Linked DNA regions of Homo sapiens: regions 2, 3, 4, 5 and 6 are each linked to region 1. A link is a contact called in ENCODE Hi-C or POLR2A ChIA-PET data. All regions are on one chromosome and are shown on one strand. The core of a region is the stretch at or near the end of the contact, and the rest is flanking DNA. Distances in the headings are between cores, read along the strand shown. Region 1 holds the start of YJU2B (YJU2 splicing factor homolog B). Region 2 overlaps CACNA1A (calcium voltage-gated channel subunit alpha1 A). Region 3 has its middle 10 kb from the start of NFIX. Region 4 holds the start of ADGRE5 (adhesion G protein-coupled receptor E5). Region 5 holds the start of GIPC1 (GIPC PDZ domain containing family member 1). Region 6 holds the start of DNAJB1 (DnaJ heat shock protein family (Hsp40) member B1).

Region 1 (2,937 bases), core at 391-2,890:
AAAAAAAGTAAATTCAAAAGCCATTCACCTGTGCAGAAGGCAGGGCCAGGCTAATCTGAAGGCTCTAAGAGAAGTATCCACCCACTTCTTCTGTAAAAGGCCAGATGGTAAATATTTTAGATTCTTTGGGCTCTCTCTTCCTCTGTGGCAACCACTGAATTCAACCCTGTTGCAGACATAGACAATAGATAAATGAATGGGCCCGGCTGTTTGTAGGTAGGTGAAAAATGGCTTCCCTTCACCTTTATAGGTTCTTTGGCTGGGCTACGAATTAAATTGACATGTAAACAGACAGGGCAAAAGCCATATTTAATTATGTACCTATGCAGGGGAGTCCCACAAAATACAAGACTCCAAAAAGGATCAGAGAGGCTGGGCCCAGTGGCTCATGCCTGTAATCCAGGCACTTTGGAAGGCCAAGGCAGGCAGATCACCTGAGGTTGGGACTTCCAGACCAGTCTGGCCAACATGGTGAAACCCCATCTCTACTAAAAATACAAAAAATAGCCGGGCGTGGTGGAAGGTGCCTGTAATCCCAGCTACTCGGGAGGCTGAGGCAAGAGAATCACTTGAACCTGGGAGGTGGAGAGCGCAGTGAGCTGAGATCACGCCATTGAACTCCAGCCTGGACCACAGAGCAAGACTCCCTCTCAAAAAAAAAAAAGTATCAAAGAAAAGAATAGGGGTTTGGGGCTTCTGGGAGGATGGTGGTAACACAAGTTATGGGAGGGTAAGGGGAGAAATTGTATGATGGAGAAAGTCTGTCTTGTTAAGCAAATAAAAAAGTCTTGCAGGTAATAAAAGTTGTCTCAGAGCAGCCCTCAGAAGGATACATGATTGGGAATGGTTTCACTCTTCCCTAGTTAATAAGATCGTAGGAAAGCATTCCTCTTTCTGTCTTTAGGCAGATAAGAGAAATTCAGAGAAAACCTCTCCTTCCCTGCATTTGCTGTTCCCCCAAGTGCCCTTATTTTGAAGCAATCAGCAGACAAAAGCGCATATCCCTGTGTTCCAATGAAATTTTATTTACGTACGCTGAAATTTGAATGTTTTATTTTCATAAGTCGTAAAATAGTTTTTCCCCCACCTAACTATTTAAAAATGCAAAAACAGAGCAGTGGTTCACGCCTGTAATCCCAGCACTTTGGGAGGCAGGAGGATTGCTTGGGCCCTGGAGTTCGAGACTAGCCGGGGCAACATAGTAAGACCTTGCCTGTGCAAATAATTTTTCTTGAGACGGAGTCTTGCTGTTGTTGCCCAGGCTGGAGTGCAGTGGCGCGATCTCGGCTCTTTGCAACCTCTGCCTCCCGGGTTCAAGCAATTCTTTTGCCTCAGCCTCCCAAGTAGCTGGGACTACAGGGGCCCGCCACCACACCCTCGCTGACCGGCTGCAGCGCGCAGGACAGCACGCCTGGGAGGGCGGTGCCAGGAGGCGGGCCTCGGATTGGGCCTCACGTAGTGGGCTGGACAGAGGATGGAGCCTCTTGGCGTAAGCGCGGTTGGGCGGGGCATTCCTGGATTGGCCCACTCCGGCGTCGCAGAACGCTTGGCGTATCGTCCTTCAGCCAATCAGCGTGGAGCTGCTGCCTCGCCCCGCCTCACGCCGGCGTCCTGGGGGCGCGGAGAGGGCGCCCAGGTTCACCGCGCTCTCAGCGCGCACTTCCGGGCACGGTCAGGGCGTGACGTCGGGAGGAGGGCAGGTAAGTGCCGGCGGGCGGAGGAGCGGGGAGGGCCGGGGGTCCGGCAGCCGCCTCACCCTGGCCTCGGAGCTGCCCGGCGCGCCCTTCCGCGTCGGGGGACGCGGAGCTGAGGACCCGATTTAGATGCCCGGAGCCGGCCCAGGTCCCAGCCAGGACCAAAGTCCCTGAGGCCCCAGCTGAGACCTCTGACCCAAGTGCCCGGGACCCGGTCCCATCCTAGCCCGGATCCATATTATGCCTGAAGGGTCCTGGGTTTTTGCATCGGGAAAATGGGACCAATAAGTCCCTATCTCACCAGATTTTATAAAAATGATTCTTGTAAAACCGTGAGCAGCAGAAATGACTAAACTGCCAAACGTTTAACTCGGCGTCAGGCGCTGCCCTGAATGCCTTAACCAGCCATTTTTACACATAAGGAAAATGAGGCTTAGAGAGAGAAAACAATTTGCCCCAAGTCAAGCAGATAGGAAGCAGCAGGGTGGAGCTCCGAGCCCAAGCCGTAAGCCCAGGACAAACAGGGTCGGTAATTACTTTTGCACCAAGGACCGGAGATATCTACACGCCCACCCGATAGCCCCGTCTGCCATTTACTGGGGTAACAAAACCATCTTAAGACACACACACACCCTCGAGCTCCTGTAAACGGAGTATTTGCTCTTTGCAGGCTCTTCCCGTGGGTTAGTTGATTCACAGCATCCCCAGAAAGTCAGTCTTGTCGTCGTCATTCGCCCTTTACCGGTGACGAAATACAAGCCCAGGGAAGCGCAGTCACTGACCAAGGTCACCCAGCTGATGAGGAGTGGAGCTGGGATTCAAGCCCAGGGAGCCGTGTCCCCTAACGCCTCAAGGGGCACTTAGCTATTTTGTTGGCAAAAGTATTTTTAGGTTGGAAGGGACCTTGGAATAATCCAATCTAAAGGACACACTTTATAGTTGGAGGATACAAGACTAAGGTGAGGGTAGAACAGTTTATATCCGGGACTTTGCACCACTGCCTCACCACCTCACTACACCACTCCCACTCCATCAGAAGCTCTTCCATCAGCTTCTTTCTTTCTTTTTGTTGGAGACAGAATCTCACTCTTGTCACCTTGGATGGAGTGCAGTGGCGTGATCTCGGTTCACTGCAACCTCCGCCTCCCAGATTCAAGCGATTCTCCTGCCTCAGCCTCTCCAGTAGCTGGGATTACAGGCGTACGCCACCAGGCCTGGCCAATTTTTGTATTTTTAGTAGAGA
Region 2 (2,965 bases), core at 466-2,965, 540 kb before region 1:
TTCTTCTTTTGTTGTTTCAAGCAGGACCAAATGTCAGAAAAAAATGCCTCTTTTCTCAATCATTAATTTTTTTGTCCTTTTTAAAATTGTTTATTGTTATTATTATTTTTTTAAATTGATTTCTGCAGGCAGTAATAGTAGGGTTTGGTATAACCGGCAAGCACTCTTGTGTGTGTCTGAGAACGTGTGTGGGTGTGAGTGTGTCTGGTGGTGGGTGTAGGGCACTGGGATTCTGGTTCCTTCTGGCTTCTTTGCCGCACTCGGCCACCAGCTGTCTTCATCAGGGAAAGGAAAGATTCAATTGAGATGATAAAACTCATCAATAGAAGCTATTTTTTTCTCCCCGTTTTTTCTTTTAAAAATGTTTTTTTTTTTTTTTTTTTTTTTTTTTTTCATGTTCCCCAAAGTTCTCCAAAAATGGCTGAGTTAATTCAAATCCCTTGGCTGTGTGGTTTGTCTGCTCCCTGCCTCCCACCCGAGAGCCCCTGTCGTGGGTGGGGGGATCGGGGCTGGTTGGGGGGCGCCGTGGCTGCCCAGGAGGGTCTCTTTTGGCCGAGGGTCTCTGCGGGACACCCTTGTGGCCCAGCCCTGGCCTCTCCAGAGTCTGGGGTCTCCCGGCTGGCCCTCTCCCGGGCCCTCTGTGCTGGGCCCCCGCGGCCTCTGCGCGGCTCCTCGGGTGGGGTGTGTGCGTGGGGTGCGTGGGGGGCCGGGCGGGCGCCACCTCGCCCGGGCTTAGCACCAATCATCGTCACTCTCGCTGTAGGGTTCGTGCAGGCCCTTCCTGGAGCCCGGCCCGCGGGGCCTGGCCAGTCCGTGCGCCGGGTAGTAGCCGTTGGGGAGTCGCCGGCCGTGCCGAGAAGGCGAGGCGCAGGCCGGGCCCGAGGCCCGGGGAGTCCTGGGCGAGCGCCCGGTGGCGCCCGAGGACGCGTGTCGTACGGGGGGTGGCGCGTCGTAGGCCCCGGCCATGGCCTCCTCGCCGCCCCCGCTGCCCGGGCCATCGGCCTCGTCGTAGTCGGAGCCCCGGTAGTAGCCATGGTGCCGGGGACCCGGGGGCCCCTCGGACACGTGCGGGCCAGATGCCGGCCACCGGGCCCCGCCGTGTCGACAGGCCCTGGGGGACTCGCTCCGGGCCGGGCCTGGGACCCGCCTCTCCATCCTGGGCGAGCGGCCGCTGCTGTGGCCCCCCGTGGGCGGCCGATCTCCGGCCAGAGGCTCGGCCGTGGGGCCTGGGTACCTCCGAGGGCCGCTGGTGGCCGCCCGGCCCGGCCTGGCCACCGCCTGCTGCTGCTGCTGCTGCTGCTGCTGCTGCTGCTGCTGCGGGGGCCCCGAGCCGCCGGCCTTACGGATCACAGGGGAATAGGACACGTGTGGCCGGGGGGTGGAGGGGGTCTGGGGGAGCTGGCGGCGGCCCCGCCGCGGAGTGCTGGTACCAGATGTTGAGGGGGCTGGGCTTCCACTTACGGAACTACTGCCCTACACGAAAATTGAAACAAAGGAAATCAAAAAAAAAGATACAACAAAATCAAAGGAGACACGGGATTGGGAGGAAGAGAGGGGAGCGAAGGGAGAGGGGCCGGGAGGAGAGGGAGGAGGGGGAGGGGGAGGAGGAGGAGGAGGAGGAGAGGGGGGACACAGGACATTGAATGGAAAAAAGCAACAGCCACAGGGAGGAGGGAGGGGAGGAGGGGGAGTGAGACAGGGAGGGGAGGAGTCGAAAACCAACACAACAAAGTGAAAAGAGAAATGAGAAATGGAGTTTTGTAAGTTTCGGGGTTAAAAATAGCAGAAGTTTCAAAAATTACTCACAGGCGTCCAGAGGACAGAAATCATAATTGAAACAAAAACAGAAGCCGGGTTAAAGGAAAGTGAAAGGTCGGGCGGCACGGCCCAGAACTCAAATATGATCCACAACCGAGGAGCAAGCAGCTGCGGGCGGCGGGGAGGGGGCGGCGGGTGGGCAAGGGGGCTGGGGGGACAGCATAGGCAGCTGGTGTGGTGGGGATCCGTGTCCGCTCCGGCCGCCGGGCACCCCGGTGGCTTGGGGGCAGGATGGGAGGTGGTCACAGCCGGGATCCGGGGACCTTTGCCTAGAGTGGCTGTTGGATGGGGTATCCCCTTCTCTCCTCCCCGCCTCCCGGCCGAGCCCAGCCTGGGGTCACTTGCAGCCGCACCCACCTGCCGGTGCGCCATGTGCTCTCGGCCCTCGCTGGGCGAGCGGGACCAGCGCTGGTCCCGAGCCCGTGCCCGGCCGTGGTCCGGCCGTTCCTGGGCATAGCGGTCCTTGTCGGGGGGCGGGGGATGGTGGTGGTGGTGGTGGTGGTGGTGGTGCTGTCGATGCTTCCGATCCTTGGGCCGGCCCCGCTCCTGGTCCCGCTCCTTCGACGGCAGGTCCCCGGATTGGGTGGTCATGCTCAGGTCTGTCCCCAAGCCTGGGCCGGGTGAGGGTCAGACAGACACACAGGTGGTCGTGAGGGAGAGGTGGGGCAGATGCACACACAGGAGGCCACCTGGAAGGTGTGGGGGCCCTAGAGATCCCCTGAACCGAGGCAGGTCAGTGGGTTGGGGGGAGGGGGTAGTACCCAGGTTCCTGCAGCTGCTGCCTGGCCCCCTCTGTCCCCTCTCCATGGAGGCCTCTCCCTTTCTTCTTCCTTAGTGTCTCCTCCGCCCTGCCTTCTCCTCCCCTCTCCTCTCCTCTGTTCTGCTTGTCCCTGAGCACCACAGGGCTGCCCACCTGTGTCCACATCGGTGTAGCGGCCCAGGGAGCGCTCAGAGGCGCGGTGGCTGCGGTCGCGGCGCCGCTGGTGGTGCCGCTGGTTCTCCTCGGGCGGGACCCGCTCCAGCGAGTAATCGTCCAGGCGTCGGGCCTTGGGGCCCAGCACGGAGGCTGAACGCTTCATGGGGCTGGTGTCTGAGATGGTCTGGGGGAGGGGACAGGCCGGTGGGCTGGGGTCAGCAGCTAGCACCA
Region 3 (3,123 bases), core at 82-2,581, 760 kb before region 1:
CTCCCCATTTCTCTGTCTCTCCCCATCCCGGTCTCCCCGTCTCTGTCGGCCCGGGTGGGTCCGGGTGGGTCCGGGACGGCCCGGCCCGGGCGCCGCGGCGAACAATGCCCCATTCACGCGGGCCGCCGGCGCCATGGCAACGCGCCCGCCCCGCCCTCCCTGCGCGCGGGCCGCGCGTGCCAAGAGGATGCCATGGTTACGTCAGGCGCGTGCCCGTCGCGCGCGCCGCCGTCCCGCGCGCTCTTGCAGGGAGGGGCCAGGCCAGCAGGGGGCGCGCGGCAGTAGCCTCTGCCCGGAGTCAGAAGGGGCGGTCTTCCCCACTTCAAGGGGCCTTCAGCTGCTTAGTGCCTCAGTTTCCCCATCTGTAAAACGGGGGCGATGGGCAAAGCTAGATCGGAGTGTGAAAGAGACAGAAGGAGGAAGGGAGAAAGGGGAAGAAGGCGGCGGTGCTCCTTGGGGATGGTTGTGTGTCTGAGTTTGCATGAGTCAGTGGGTATATGTGTGTGCGAATTTGTGGGTCCATGTTTGCGCGCTTGTGTGGGTGTTTTATGAGAAGTTGAGAAGTGGTTGGTTGTAATTTGGGGGTGACTTGGGGCCCATGTGTTTGGAAGTGTGTGTGTTTGTATTTGCACACTTGTGTGTGATGGTATTAGCCGGTATCATTTGTGTGTGATAATGTGTCCGTGTGTTTGTGGTCCTGTGATTGTGCACCCCATGTTTGCCTGTCTGGTGTGTGGTGTGTATAGTGGGTGTCTGTGGTTTGGGTGTGGTTGTGGGTTCGGGGAACTATGTGTCCCATGTTTGCATGTCTGGGGTGTGTGTGTGTGTGTGTGTGTGTGGTGGGTGTCTATAATTTGGGTGTGGTTGTGAGTTCATGTAACTGAACCCCATGTCTGAATGTCTGGTGTGTGTATGTGTATGATGGGTGTCTGTGGTTTGGGTGTGGTCGTATGGTTGTGAGTTCATGTGACTGTGCACCATGTTTGCATGTCTGGTGTGTGTGTGTGTGTGTGTGGTGGGTGTCTATGGTTTGGATGTGGTGTGTGTGGCTGTGTTTGCATGCCTGGTGAGTGTGTGTATGGGTGTATGTGTGTCTGTGATGGTGGATGGCTGTGTTGTTGGGTGTGATTGTGAGTTTGTGTGAATGTTGTTTGCGTGTCACGGGGCCTGTGTTCACAAACTCACGTGTGCTTCTGTGTGGAACTGGGTGTGGGTTCTGAGGACTTCGGGGACCTGGCCAAGTCTCCCTCCCCCACCTGGGGGCCTCCTGGCACGGAAGGGGGTGACCAGCTGCCTGGGACCTCCGACTCCCCACAGGTTCAGGAGAGCCCCAGCTGATGAATATTCATGAGGTGGGGGGGCTGGCACCCACTGCCAACAGCTGCGTGTCCATTAGTCCCCCTCCCTGCTCTTCCTGTACTGACTGCAAAGGGGAGGGGGGGTGTCGGCGTGTGTCTGTCCCTGTTTCCAAGACTCGGGGGCGGGGGTGTCCTAGGGACAATCGTGGGGGCCCAGTCAGCATGCCTGGCTGCTTGTGTGGACGGCTAAGGGGCTGTCTCAATGTTGTGACAGGCACTGGGAGAGTGACTGTTGTGTGACAGGTTGTCCTTGTAATCGTGGTGAGGCTGTCACCCACGGTTGCATTGTAGCTCCTTGGTCTGGGGACTGTGGGCGTTGTGTGGCAGCGTGAGTGAGCTGTGTACCTGTCACCTGCAACAGGGAGACTGTGAGTGTGTGCTATTCGAGTGACTGTGACCAGTGGTCTGTACCTACTGGCTGCCTGCTCTGTGACACAGTGACAACAAGGGTGTGTTATTGTGCTATTGGAATAACTGGGTTGGTTCAAACCTTGATCAAGGGACAGCTGCGGTCTGCACCCTGGGGAGGCAGTGGTCAGAGCTGCTTTTCCTCCTTGTGACTGGGTGGGGCGGTGACTCCGTGTGGCCACGTGGCTAGCACAGCTGCAGGGACATGCGGACTGAGTATATCAGTGTGCCTCTGCTGGCCAGTGTGACGTTGATGTGGTGTGAGGGTCAGAGTGTCGGGGTTCCTGGGAGGATGTGTGAGACCGTGCAGCTGAGGTGTGTGTCACCAGAATTGTCAAGGGTGTGACCGTAGTTCTTCATGTGACAGCGTGGCTGAGGGTGTGATGGTGTTGCTGTGCAGGTGACACTGTGGCAGTGAATGCGTGGATCTTTGTGTGGTTGAAGGTGTGACAGTGATTGTGTTTGATGATCTGAACCAAAGGGCTATGACTGTCCTACCCTCACTTCCAGGCTGCACAGGGAGAGCTGGGTGCTGGAGTGAGGGGGCTCCTGGCATGGGATTGGCAGCTGCCTCGCCAGGGGCCGCACGTCAGCCTGAGACTGGGACACCTGGAGATCTGATGCCAGCTGGGGCACAGAACCTCCTCCCTCCATCTTCCCCTCCATAGGCTGGGTTTGGAGGAGTGGCCTCTAGATGCAGCTGGGACCAGCAGGGGGTGGGGCGGGATGTGCTTCTCTGGTCTAGGGGACTCTGGCCTCTGGCTGGGTGGCCCTGGAGGCCCCAGGTTCCCAGCATACGTGGCTTGGCCAGGAACTCAGTGTGGCCGACTCAGCCCCTCTGATACCCACACCCTGGGACGGCTGAGCATTGCTGGCGGCCCCAGCGGCAGCGCACAGAGGCTCCTTTCACGAGCCAGGGCCAGGTTTCCAGGGCGGGTGGGTCTCCGGCTGGCCCGCTGCAAATGAAACGTTTCCCCAGCTCCTTCCCTTTCGTCTCCAGATGAGCGACGGCCACAGGAGGCCCTGGCCAGGCTGTGCTGCCTAGGCAAGTGTGAGTGTGTGTCTGTGTTTCCCTGTGTGTGTGCACGATCTAGATATCTTTGTGTGACTTTTTGTTTCTTTTTTATTTTTTTTCAAGACAGAGTCTCACTCTGTCACCCAGGCTGGAGTGCAGTGGCACGATCTCAGCTCACTGCAATCTCCGCCTCCCAGGTTCAAGTGATTCTCCTGCCTCAGCCTCCCAAATAGCTGGGATTGCAGGTGTGCGCCACCATGCCCTGCTAATTTTTGTATTTTTAGTAGAGATGGGGTTTTGCCATGTTGGCTAAGCTGGTCTCAAACTCCTGACCTCAGGTGA
Region 4 (2,950 bases), core at 68-2,567, 630 kb after region 1:
CCTCCGCCTCCTGGGTTCTATCAGTCCTCCTGCCTCAGCCTCCCAAGTAGCTGGGATTACAGGCATGTGCCGCCACACCCGGCTAATTTTGTATTTTTAGTAGAGACAGGGTTTCTCCATGTTGGTCAGGCTGAGTCTCGAACTCCCGACCTCAGGTGATCCACCCACCTCAGACTCCCAAAGTGCTGGGATTACAGGTGTGAGCCACCGCACCCAGCCAAAAAATAGCGTTTTAAAAAATTATGAGGTAGCTCAAGAGACAAGCTAATCATGTGATTTATCCAGAAAGGAAAGAACCCTCCTATCACATGATTCTCTGTTGATTAACGAAGAGGCCTCTGAAATATAAGTTTCCCACAGGGGGAAACTGGCTTAGAAAGATCAGAAAGATCCAGGAGGTCTGCTCTGTGCGGTGAAGCTTCTCTTCTTGGCACCTGCCTGGCATCGGAAGAGGGCCCCTTCTCCCTCCCTGGGCTTTTATGTGGACACTGTAATGCCTCAGTTTTCTTTCTTTCTTTTTGTTTTTGACACAGGATCTCACTCTATCACCCAAGCTGGAGTGCAGTGGCACCATCATAGCTCACTGCAGCCTCAAACTCCCCAGCTCGGGTGATTCTCCCCGCCTCAGCCTCCTGAGTAGTAGTAGCTGGGACTACAGATGTCTGCCACCAGCCTGGATTATTTATTTATTTATTTTGTAGAAACAAGAGTTTCGCCATGTTGCCCAGGCTGGTGTCAAACTCCTGAGCTCAAGCGATCCTCCTGCCTCGGCCTCCCAGAGTGCTGAGATCACAGGTGCGAGCCTCTGCACCCGACCTGTTTCCTCATCTGGAAAATGGCAGGGAAACGTTCTGCCAGCTGGGACGCAGGCTCTGCCAACTCTGGCATGCCAAAGCTCTGGGCACAGGGCGAGTCCCACCAGCGTGGGCGTCCAGAGCTATTTCTGACAAGACCCCTTTGCGCCTGCCCAGGGAAGAGCCAAGTGGCCCCAGGCAAGACCGCCCCGCCCGGCTGCCACACCTTCCCCTCAGAGCAGCCAGCCCCAACACAGAGGCCAAAGGGTTCGTCAGAGCCACATGGTGGAAACTCTAGCAGAGGGTTTTTGAAAGCAGGTTGCACTTCATTCTTACTGAGTGCACGTGTGTGTGTGTGTGTGTGTGTGTGTGTGTGTGTGTGTGTATGCAGCGCCCCTGGGTCTGTGTTTTTATTGCACTTTCCTGCTGGCTTCCAGCTGCACCGCCAGTTCCGGGGAGGGCCCTGGGCCAGCGGCTGTCCGCCCCCCCTCCTTCATAAAGTCCTGGCCTCGGGACAGCCTGCACAGCTGCCTAGCCTGTGGAGACGGGACAGCCCTGTCCCACTCACTCTTTCCCCTGCCGCTCCTGCCGGCAGCTCCAACCATGGGAGGCCGCGTCTTTCTCGGTAAGTACTTTGGGGCCCCGCTGGGAGGGGCGAGGAAGCTCCAGCGGGACCCCTTGGCTGCGTCTGAGAAACGGGAGGCGCCGCTGGTGTCTGTGGGGCCTGCGATAGAGGAAGCCACATGGTCAAGCAGGCACTCACGGGCACACGGCGAGAGGGGCTGGTGGTGCTTGGGCACCCCCACACCCCGGCAGGAACTCCAGGGTGCTCTTGGAGCCTGCTACCCTGCCTGGAGGGATCCTCAAGCTTTCTACTGGAGCCAGTCTGGCATCTGCTCCCTAAGAGGGGAAACTGAGGCACGGGGGAAGGAAAGGGGCAAAAAGTGAGTGCTGGGACCCTGAGAGCCGCTGTGCTTAATATAACGCATAGAAGGACATGGGCGGGGGTGGGGAAGCTAGAAGCCAGGACTTCTCCACTGCAAGGTACCCCCAATTTGTCCCTCGCAGTCTCAGCAGCAGGGGCAGCCCCCAGAGACCCCAGTTCTTGCTCCCCGCAGACCTGGCTGGGGCTCAGCTGCGGATCGAAGGGACTTTGCCTGGTTCTGGGTTTGAATTTGATTTTTGTTGTGACTTCCTGGGACTCCCTTTCCCGCCCCACCCAAGGTGACTGTAACGGTTATCAGGGTAGCTCGTTGCCTAAGCAACGGGGCAACAAAGAGAGTGAAGAAATGACATTTGGGGCAAAAACCAGAACTTCCTGGACCACAGGGACACAGCTTCCCTGGGCCAGCCCCAAGTGGCAGGTGTCAGCTCAGCACCCCGCCTTGGCTTGAGAGTGAGAGACAAGAGCCCACCTTGGGTTTCTTGGGGGCACACTTGTTGGGGGCAGTTGCCAAGACCTGGCTTCCCAAGGGTTCCACGCCCTGGCTGTCTGTGTCACCAGGGCCAAGTCAGAGAGCCTCTGCGCCTCACTTTTCTCATCTATAAAATGGAGCACAACCCGTCTCCGTCTTAGATTGTTTTAAGGGATGAGTGAGTTAGGACACAAACTATTCCTGGTTCACAGTAAGAATTAGGTAAACAGCATTTTAAAAGTGTTGGCTGGGCACAGTGGCTCACACCTGCAATCCCAGCACTTTGAGAGGCCGAGGCAGGTGGATCTCTTGAGCCCAGGGACTGGAGACTAGCCTGGGCAACACATCGAGACGTTGTCTCTACCAAAAACAAATTTTTTTTTTTTTTTTTGAGACAAAGTCTCGCTCTTGTCGCTCAGGCTGGAGTGCAATGGTGCAATCTCGGCTCACTGCAACCTCCGCCTCCTGGGTTCAAGCGATTCTCCTGCCTCGCCCCCATCCACCCCGAGTAGCTGGGATTATAGGTGCCTGCCACCATGCCCGGCTAGTTTTTTGTTTTAGTTTTTGTGTTTGTATTTTTAGTAGAGACGGGGTTTCACCATGATGGCCAGGCTGGTCTCAAACTCCTGACCTCAGGTGATTCACCCGCCTCCGCCTCCCAAAGTGCTGGGATTACAGGCATGAGCCACCGCGCCCAGCCAAAAAAAATTTTTTTTAATTAGTCGGGCTTGGTGGTGTGCG
Region 5 (3,226 bases), core at 531-3,030, 750 kb after region 1:
CTCCCAAAGTGCTGGGATTACAGGCGTGAGCCACCGCGCCCGGGCCCCCTTGCCTGATCTTTGCTGGGCTGGCACCCCTTGCCCACAACTACTCTCTACAGTACCACCCGCTCATATTTTATTCATAGCAGTTAGTGCCATCTGAAATTATCTTCTTTATTTACTTGCTAACTTGTTTGTTGGCTGCTTCCTTCCTTTCAGAGTGCCAACTCCTCAAAAGTAGGGATTTTGTTTTGTTCACTGTTGCATTTTCTGTGCCAAGAACAGTGCCTAGCACATGCACGTAGCAGGTGCTCACTAAATATTTGTAGACTGAGTGAATGAATGTGTCTCAGGTCCTCGTTCTGATTGCTCTCTGTGCTCCCCATCCTTGAAACAGCCCCCTAAACATGCCTGCTGTGCGGTTGCCAACTGTCCTAGGCTCCCCACTTTCCCTGGCTCCCCTCACACCTGAACACAGAGATGAAGAGCCACTTCAGCCCGGATATTGAGTGTTTGGGCTGGAATTTCAGCATCCTCACCCCCTCATCCTGGGAAGGGCCTGAAACTTAGCAACCCCACGGCCACACAGAAGCAGTGTGGCCAGCAGGAGGAGGGGAAGGGGGTTCCTGGGAGCACACAGAAGCTAGGGGAAGGGGGAAACCACGCCCAGGCTCCCCGTTCCAGCACAGTGTTGCTTTGGAGAGAAGGAGGGAAAGAGGCCTCTGATTCACTCTTGAAAAACCGGCTCCTGGGTGTTTCCGGGGAGAACGCCTACTTCCCAGCCTCGGCCCAGGTTGCCAGGGGGGAACCCAGTGGGCCCAGACCCCAGCATCCTGGCCCCCTGCAGACGCCACTCTCTTCTCTGGACCCAGGTAGTTAGACCTGCCCTCTCCAGCTCTGGGGAGAAGGGAAAGGAGGGCAGCTTCCTGTTTGAGTGGCTGGTAAAGCAAAAGACCAGCAGGTGTGGCCCTGATGATGAGTACGGGGTAGGGGGTGGGAGGGGTAGGGGGCCGGAGCTACTCAGCAACAACTGAGCCGTGGAGTTATTGGTATCCAGTCTAGTGGGTGTGACTCCAGTTCTGGACCCTGGGGCATGAGTTCCAGTCCCAGATGTGCCAGTTACTAGCTGTGTGACCTTGGGCAAGTCACTCCACCTCTCTGGGTAGGCTGCCTCACCTTTTTTACAAGAAGGCACAGCACCTCCCATGAGGTGTTTAGAGTCAATTATCCTCATGGTAAATGCCTGACACGGAAGCTCTCCAATAAATGCTAGCTGAGGTGGAGTTTTTCATGACGATTATTATTCAGACCGTGGTCCTCACTGCGTCCCCCCCAAGGCCCTGGAGGGTTCAGACGCGGTTAGCTCAGGGGAAGTGCCCAGGAAAGGGTCAGAAACACTGACCCCGCGCCTGTCCACGCTGGGATGGGGACAGTCCAGCCGGGGGACGGGGGGAGGGGCAAGCCCAGAAACCCCAGCCCAGCGTTGGGAGGCGTTTGTCCCCTGCCCGCCAGCAGGAAGGGAGCTGCCCCCACCACCCCCCACCCCCGCTTCCCCTGGGAAGGGGCCTCCGGCATCCCCGCGCGCAGCCTAGACCTCCAGTCGCGTCCACGGCGCCGGCCCCACCCTGCAGGATCGGCCGGATCCTCGCAGGCCCGCGACCCCCGAGGCCCCCGGAGCAGACACATCCTTCTCGCAGAGGCCACTCACCTGCTCCGCCGCCGCCGCCGCCGCCGCCGCCGCCGCCGCTGCCTCCGCCTCCCCGTGCGCACCCGGCTCGGCCCTCCGCAAACTCCAGACCGGGCCTCTCCCGCAGCGGCGCCTGGGGGGCGGGGCCGACGCCCGCGGCCGGCCAATCAGCGGCTGCCTCTCGGTGCTCGCAGCCAATCCGCGTCTTCCGCTTCGGGTGGACCCGACGGAAACATTCCAGAGGGATCCCTCCGCCTCGCCCGGCTCTTCCCGACTCCTCCCCTCGCCGCGAAGCAGTGGACCGTTCCGCCCCGCCTAAGCCGCGGCTGGCTGTACCACCGGAGGGCTGAGGAGGGGGGGGAGCTGCAGCTGGGCCCCGGCCAATCGCGAGGGAGGAAGGAGACAAGCGGCCAATGGGAAGGAAGCTGGGGCCCCTGAACCACGTGCTGTCGGCTGAGTGTCAGTCTCGGGTGCCCTGGGTGGTGAGGGGCGGGGGAGTCAGGTGACCTAGGCCAGGTTTCGGGGAAAGGATTCGAACTTCCGACGTCCAGGAAAGCGGACAGTTTAGGAGACCTGGGTGGGGGTCAATGGCAGTCCCCAACCCAGTTCCCTGCCCGGCCTCCTCTGCCCCAGCCTGGCCATCCTCGGAGCGGATAAAAAGATGCATTCAATCTCTGGGGGCGGGCGGGGGATCGAGATGAATAGGGAGGGTCCCGAGTTTCCCTGCTTCCTGGGCTGTACAATGGACAAAGGCATTCATTCATTCATTCGTTCACTCACTCATCAAATATTTAATGTGCCAGACTGCTCCGTGCCAGACTCTGTCCTACCTCTGAAGACGCGTCAGTGAATAAGCTGAATGTGCTCCTGGTAGAGGTAACAGAGCGTGCAAAAGCCGGACAGAGAGATACAGCACGCTTTAGGATACTGCAATATCGTGGGAGCTAGTAAATCAGTGTGGAAAGGCAAGATGCAATGAAAGACAAGGGTGAGATAGTTTATCTGCTTGTTGGTTTGTTTATGTGCTAGGTCACAGAAGGTACCCAGCCAGCCTTTCATAGATCTGTCTCCTCCATCTGACTGTGAGGGTGGAGGCTGAGTCTCTCTTGTCAACCCCTCACTCCCACCTCAGGCTGCCACACGGCAGGTTCTCAGCAAACCTGTGTGGACAAATAGACCATGTAGTTTATAAGGAAGGGGGATTTATCAGGTGGACACAGATCCAAGAAACAAGAGTCACAAATGCACCTGGACCAGGCCAGGACGCTCAGTTCCCGGGACAAGTGAGATTTCCTTGTTCTAGTTCAAACCCAGCCACTTGGACAGCAACTGGGGCTGAATGCTGTGTGTTCTGGGAACTGTAGTTCCTGGAAGCCTCTAAGTGCTGAGACCCTGCTCAAGCTCCATAGAAAGACTGGTTCTTTGCAGTTCCCAGGGTGAGATGTTGTGCATATCAGTCCCACCAGGACCTGCAGAGGGGCAAACTAAAATGGGAGATGGAACCTTGAGCTTTGCTGCTGAGGATTGCCTAGCCAGCCCCACCCAGCTGGCAAACAC
Region 6 (3,388 bases), core at 540-3,039, 770 kb after region 1:
TTGGTTCCTTCTTTCCACCCCTTCTTCACTTCGATGGTCAATATTTTGTCTTCGTTTCGAATGCTCTTTCCGTCGGGGTTTAGCCGCTTGTGGGAGATTTTCATCTTCTTGGTACAGCCGCTGTAGATCTCTTCAAGGGAGACTCGAAGGTCGTGGGTGACTGGGGGATCTTGCTTCTTTCGGGCGGGCTCTTGGGCAGAGCGGGAGCGGCCAAAGTTCACGTTGGTGAAGCCACCCATGCCCATAGGGAAGCCAGAGAATGGGTCATCAATGTCCATGCCTTCCTCCCCGTTCCGCTGCCCAAAAAAGGTGTCAAAGGGATTTCTGCCACCGAAGAACTCAGCAAACATGGCATGAGGGTCTCCATGGAATGTGTAGCTGAAAGAGGTACCATTGGCACCACCGCCGCTACCGCCACTGGGGCCACTCCCCTTTAGGCCTGAAAAGCAGATTTAGAAGCAGTCAGATGGCTGAACAGCAGACTCTCTCTCGAGCTTCCCTTACAGGGGGAAACAGCTTGGAAGCCATGGGGGAGGAACTTTTTTGTCTGTCAGGGGAGAGCAAGGAAGAACCCCAAGTTTCTACCTCTCACTGCCAACAGCAGAGACGCCCCCCTACCAACAGTATTTCCGCGTAGCCTGACAGTGGAAAAGGACTCATGCGGTTAGGTGTTCACCTCCAGGTGCCACCTAGGCCCTGCCACTCCTGGACTGACCCATCCTCCTGGCAACATCACCAAGAGATGGCTAAAGACACATGGTCCAGGGTCGGCTTTCGGTAAGTGTTTACTCTCAACGTTTTAGGGCTAATGGTGCGTAGGAAGAGAAGAAAAAAAAAAACAAAAATAAATAGGGAGTTTTTAAATCCTCACACATTAGCATTCACTGCCACCATCCTTGCACAAAAAGTCAGCTCCAGATCAAGCCCAGAAGCCAGCCTGAATCATCAACGGGCACAGGAACAAAAAGCCCTGCTCTCCTTACCCTCCGAGGCGGCCCCGCTCTCCGGACCTGGGCGGCCGCTGCCTCCTGCGTGCCCTGCCGGGGCCAGGTCATCACTTCCCGGGAATTATCCCAACCCAGCCCCCAAGCCCACGAACGGGGTCGGCTCCTGCATTCACAACCCCTCGCCCCGCAGCTGAGCCGGAGGCGCCGCCCCGCGGACCCCGGCGGCCGAGCCCAGGTGAGCCCGGGTCCGCAGCGGGCTCCGCCGCGCCGTCCCCGTCGTCACCCCCGGCTCCCCCACCCCCATGCACCGCACCCCGGGGCTGCTCGGGGCCGCGGGAGGAGGCGCCCGGGGAGGGGCAGCCCCAGACATGCTAGAAGCTTCTGGCCGAGCGGCTGGGCCAAGGCTCCTCCTCCCACCGCGCGGCCGCCAATCCGAGGGCGGAGGCCCGCGAGGCCGGAGGGCGGGGCAGCTCGGCCCCACGGCCCGGGGCGTCCTTCCCGGGGGGCCGCCGAGAGGGGCCAGCGTGCCTCAGTTTCCCTGTCTGTCAAAAGGCGGGGCCGCGCCCCTGGCCGCGAGCACACACCTTCCTCCCCGTAGCGGTCGAAGATCTCGCGCTTGCGCGGGTCGCTGAGCACGTCGTAGGCCTCAGCGATCTCCTTGAACTTCTCCTCGGCGCCGGGCTCCTTGTTCTTGTCCGGGTGGTAGCGCAGCGCCTGGCGGCGGTAGGCCCGCTTGATCTCCTCGTCCGACGCGCCGCGGGCCAGGCCCAACGTCTGGTAGTAGTCTTTACCCATGACCCCCTCCTGCGGCCCGCCGACCCGCTGTCGCCGTCCCCCGGCTCCGCCGCCGACCAGTCCCGGACTCTATATACCCGTCCGGCGGAAGCTTCCAGAGCCCGCCAGCCCCCTCCAGAACCTTCCGCCCCGCCCGCCCCCGCGGCGCCGGCCAATCGCCGCCGCCCTTTCAGCGACACGCGACATCCGGGGCGGGGCCTCGCCGTCAACGGCCGCCCGCGCGGGGCCACGCCCCCTCCCGCTCCGCCCTCGGCAACACCTCCCCGCGGCGCGCGCGCACAGGTCGGAGGAGGCCCCGCCCACCTTTCGGGACGAGCCAATCGCGACCTTCTTTCCCTCTCTACGCGGCCCCAGCTACCCTGCGTCCCGCCCTCCGCCTGGGTCAGTAGGTCGGGACCCACAGCGAACTTGCTGTTCCAGGAAGGGGTGGGGCCTGGGACTACCCAGTCCTTTCCCCGGGAGGCGATGAACCTGCTCGCCCTTGTCTCGTGGGGCCTGCGGTGGGCTCCCGCCCGGTGACGCCGGACGAACTACCTAACCTGTGTCTGCCTAACCCAGGGGCCCCCTTCTATCTACAACATGGCAATAAGAGAACCTATCAGGCCGGGCGCGGAGCCTCATGCCTGTAATCCCATCACTTCCTGAGGCCAAGACAGGAGGATCTCTTGAGCCTAGGAGTTGGAGACCAGCCTAGGCAACATAAGGAGACTCCGTTTCTATTTAAGATTAACAAACAGGCCGGGCGCGGTGGCTCACGCCTGTAATCCCAGCATTTTGGGAGGCCGAGGCGGGCGGATCACTTGAGGTCAGGAGTTCGAGACCAGCCTGGCCAACATGGTGAAACCCCATCTCTGCTAAAAATATAAAAATTACCCGGGCGTTGGTGGCACGAACCTGTAATCCCAGCTACTCAGGAGATTGAGGCCTGAGAATAGCTTGAATCGGGGAGGCGGAGGTTGCAGTGAGCCGAGATCCGGCCGTTGCACTCCAGCCTCGGCAACAGAGCGAGACTCCGTCTCATAAATAAATAAAATAAGTAAAATAAAGTAAAATGAACAAAAAACCCACCAGCGCTATTCTCCCAACCGTGGGGAGAAGGATTTTGGGACGGAAGACTGCCTCTGTTCTCACCTCCTAAAGCAAGGTGAGGATCTGGACGGAAGCGCATCTCCCAAGGTCCTCCCAGTCCCGCCTTCTTCCCTTTACTGCCCTCTCAAGATCACTTGCCGCTAAATTTGAAATTTATCTTGTCTCTTGGCTTTCAATGTGTCTTCCCTCCCAGTCTGACATCGCCACCTGGGCAGGGGCCAGGTCCTGTCTGCACTGGGTCCCCAGTGCCTGGAACGCAGTGAGAACCTCATAAATATTCCCCGTTCTTACACACGTGCTTCTTTTTCTTCCCCAACTACCTTTATAATTTGGGGGGACATAGGTGTGTCACACACCTTTCAAGGCCTCTGTTTCCTCAATTGTAGGCAACACGATCGCGTTTGGCTCTGAAAGTCTGGGGTGCCTCTGTCAAGGACAGAGCTGATGGGAAAAGGAGGCTCAGAAAGGGGTTCCACCTGGGAAGGGCCCAGGGAAGTGGGGGAGGTTCCTGGAAGAACTGCCTGGGAGGTCAGAGCCATGTAACACTGGCTCTGGAA

Evidence for each region. Hi-C counts contacts between places; a loop is a spot of excess contacts on that map. ChIA-PET counts read pairs that join two places held with the same protein, here RNA polymerase II (POLR2A). Pooled maps may share reads with other maps.
Region 2: a pooled map shows a loop between it and region 1 (6-fold over the local background). The contact joins the enhancer-like site here to the promoter of YJU2B in region 1. A Hi-C loop is called at or near these places in 1 of 37 single-sample maps with no recorded cell type and 9 of 50 pooled maps. POLR2A ChIA-PET finds 5 or more read pairs at or near these places in 4 of 52 experiments (AG04450, GM10248, GM12878 and 1 more).
Region 3: a map of B cell shows a loop between it and region 1 (8-fold over the local background). The contact joins the enhancer-like site here to the promoter of YJU2B in region 1. A Hi-C loop is called at or near these places in 3 of 168 maps with a recorded cell type or tissue (B cell, CD4-positive, alpha-beta memory T cell and chondrocyte) and 9 of 50 pooled maps. POLR2A ChIA-PET finds 5 or more read pairs at or near these places in 1 of 52 experiments (activated T-cell).
Region 4: a loop to region 1 is called in a pooled map, with 4 times the contacts of the local background. The contact joins the promoter of ADGRE5 here to the promoter of YJU2B in region 1. A Hi-C loop is called at or near these places in 3 of 50 pooled maps. POLR2A ChIA-PET finds 5 or more read pairs at or near these places in 4 of 52 experiments (CD4-positive, alpha-beta T cell, HEK293, Panc1 and 1 more).
Region 5: a loop to region 1 is called in a pooled map, with 5 times the contacts of the local background. The contact joins the promoter of GIPC1 here to the promoter of YJU2B in region 1. A Hi-C loop is called at or near these places in 6 of 50 pooled maps. POLR2A ChIA-PET finds 5 or more read pairs at or near these places in 3 of 52 experiments (OCI-LY7, Panc1 and activated B cell).
Region 6: a loop to region 1 is called in a pooled map, with 13 times the contacts of the local background. The contact joins the promoter of DNAJB1 here to the promoter of YJU2B in region 1. A Hi-C loop is called at or near these places in 4 of 37 single-sample maps with no recorded cell type and 9 of 50 pooled maps. POLR2A ChIA-PET finds 5 or more read pairs at or near these places in 6 of 52 experiments (AG04450, PC-9, Panc1 and 3 more).

What each region holds. Positions count from the first base shown.
Region 1 is chr19:13,746,255-13,749,191 of GRCh38, forward strand. YJU2B (YJU2 splicing factor homolog B) reads left to right here and starts at 1,641. Exons shown (of 10, transcript NM_030818.4): 1 at 1,641-1,700. RefSeq lists a silencer at 1,622-1,931.
Region 2 is chr19:13,206,581-13,209,545 of GRCh38, forward strand. It overlaps CACNA1A (calcium voltage-gated channel subunit alpha1 A), which reads right to left. Exons shown (of 47, transcript NM_001127222.2): 45 at 2,732-2,918; 46 at 2,176-2,429; 47 at 1-1,473. The coding sequence ends at 733. Among named protein-coding and RNA genes, the nearest start is that of IER2, 58 kb to the left of the region's middle. RefSeq lists enhancers at 1,660-1,929, 2,236-2,965 and silencers at 1,930-1,979, 2,060-2,249. Within about 2 kb of position 1,716, at least 24 of the 41 ENCODE cell types and tissues checked have a DNase peak (open chromatin) inside an H3K27ac peak, as active enhancers do.
Region 3 is chr19:12,983,485-12,986,607 of GRCh38, forward strand. No RefSeq gene overlaps it. Among named protein-coding and RNA genes, the nearest start is that of NFIX, 10 kb to the right of the region's middle. RefSeq lists a silencer at 102-351 and an enhancer at 929-1,454. Within about 2 kb of position 1,332, at least 14 of the 41 ENCODE cell types and tissues checked have a DNase peak (open chromatin) inside an H3K27ac peak, as active enhancers do.
Region 4 is chr19:14,380,127-14,383,076 of GRCh38, forward strand. It overlaps ADGRE5 (adhesion G protein-coupled receptor E5), which reads left to right and starts at 1,318. Exons shown (of 20, transcript NM_078481.4): 1 at 1,318-1,419. The coding sequence starts at 1,398. RefSeq lists a silencer at 2,667-2,806.
Region 5 is chr19:14,494,347-14,497,572 of GRCh38, forward strand. GIPC1 (GIPC PDZ domain containing family member 1) reads right to left here and starts at 1,781. Exons shown (of 9, transcript NM_005716.4): 1 at 1,691-1,781. RefSeq lists an enhancer at 1,096-2,022 and silencers at 1,685-1,914, 2,055-2,114.
Region 6 is chr19:14,516,608-14,519,995 of GRCh38, forward strand. It overlaps DNAJB1 (DnaJ heat shock protein family (Hsp40) member B1), which reads right to left and starts at 1,790. Exons shown (of 3, transcript NM_006145.3): 1 at 1,532-1,790; 2 at 1-439. The coding sequence starts at 1,742. RefSeq lists silencers at 1,072-1,641, 1,852-2,171 and an enhancer at 3,084-3,388.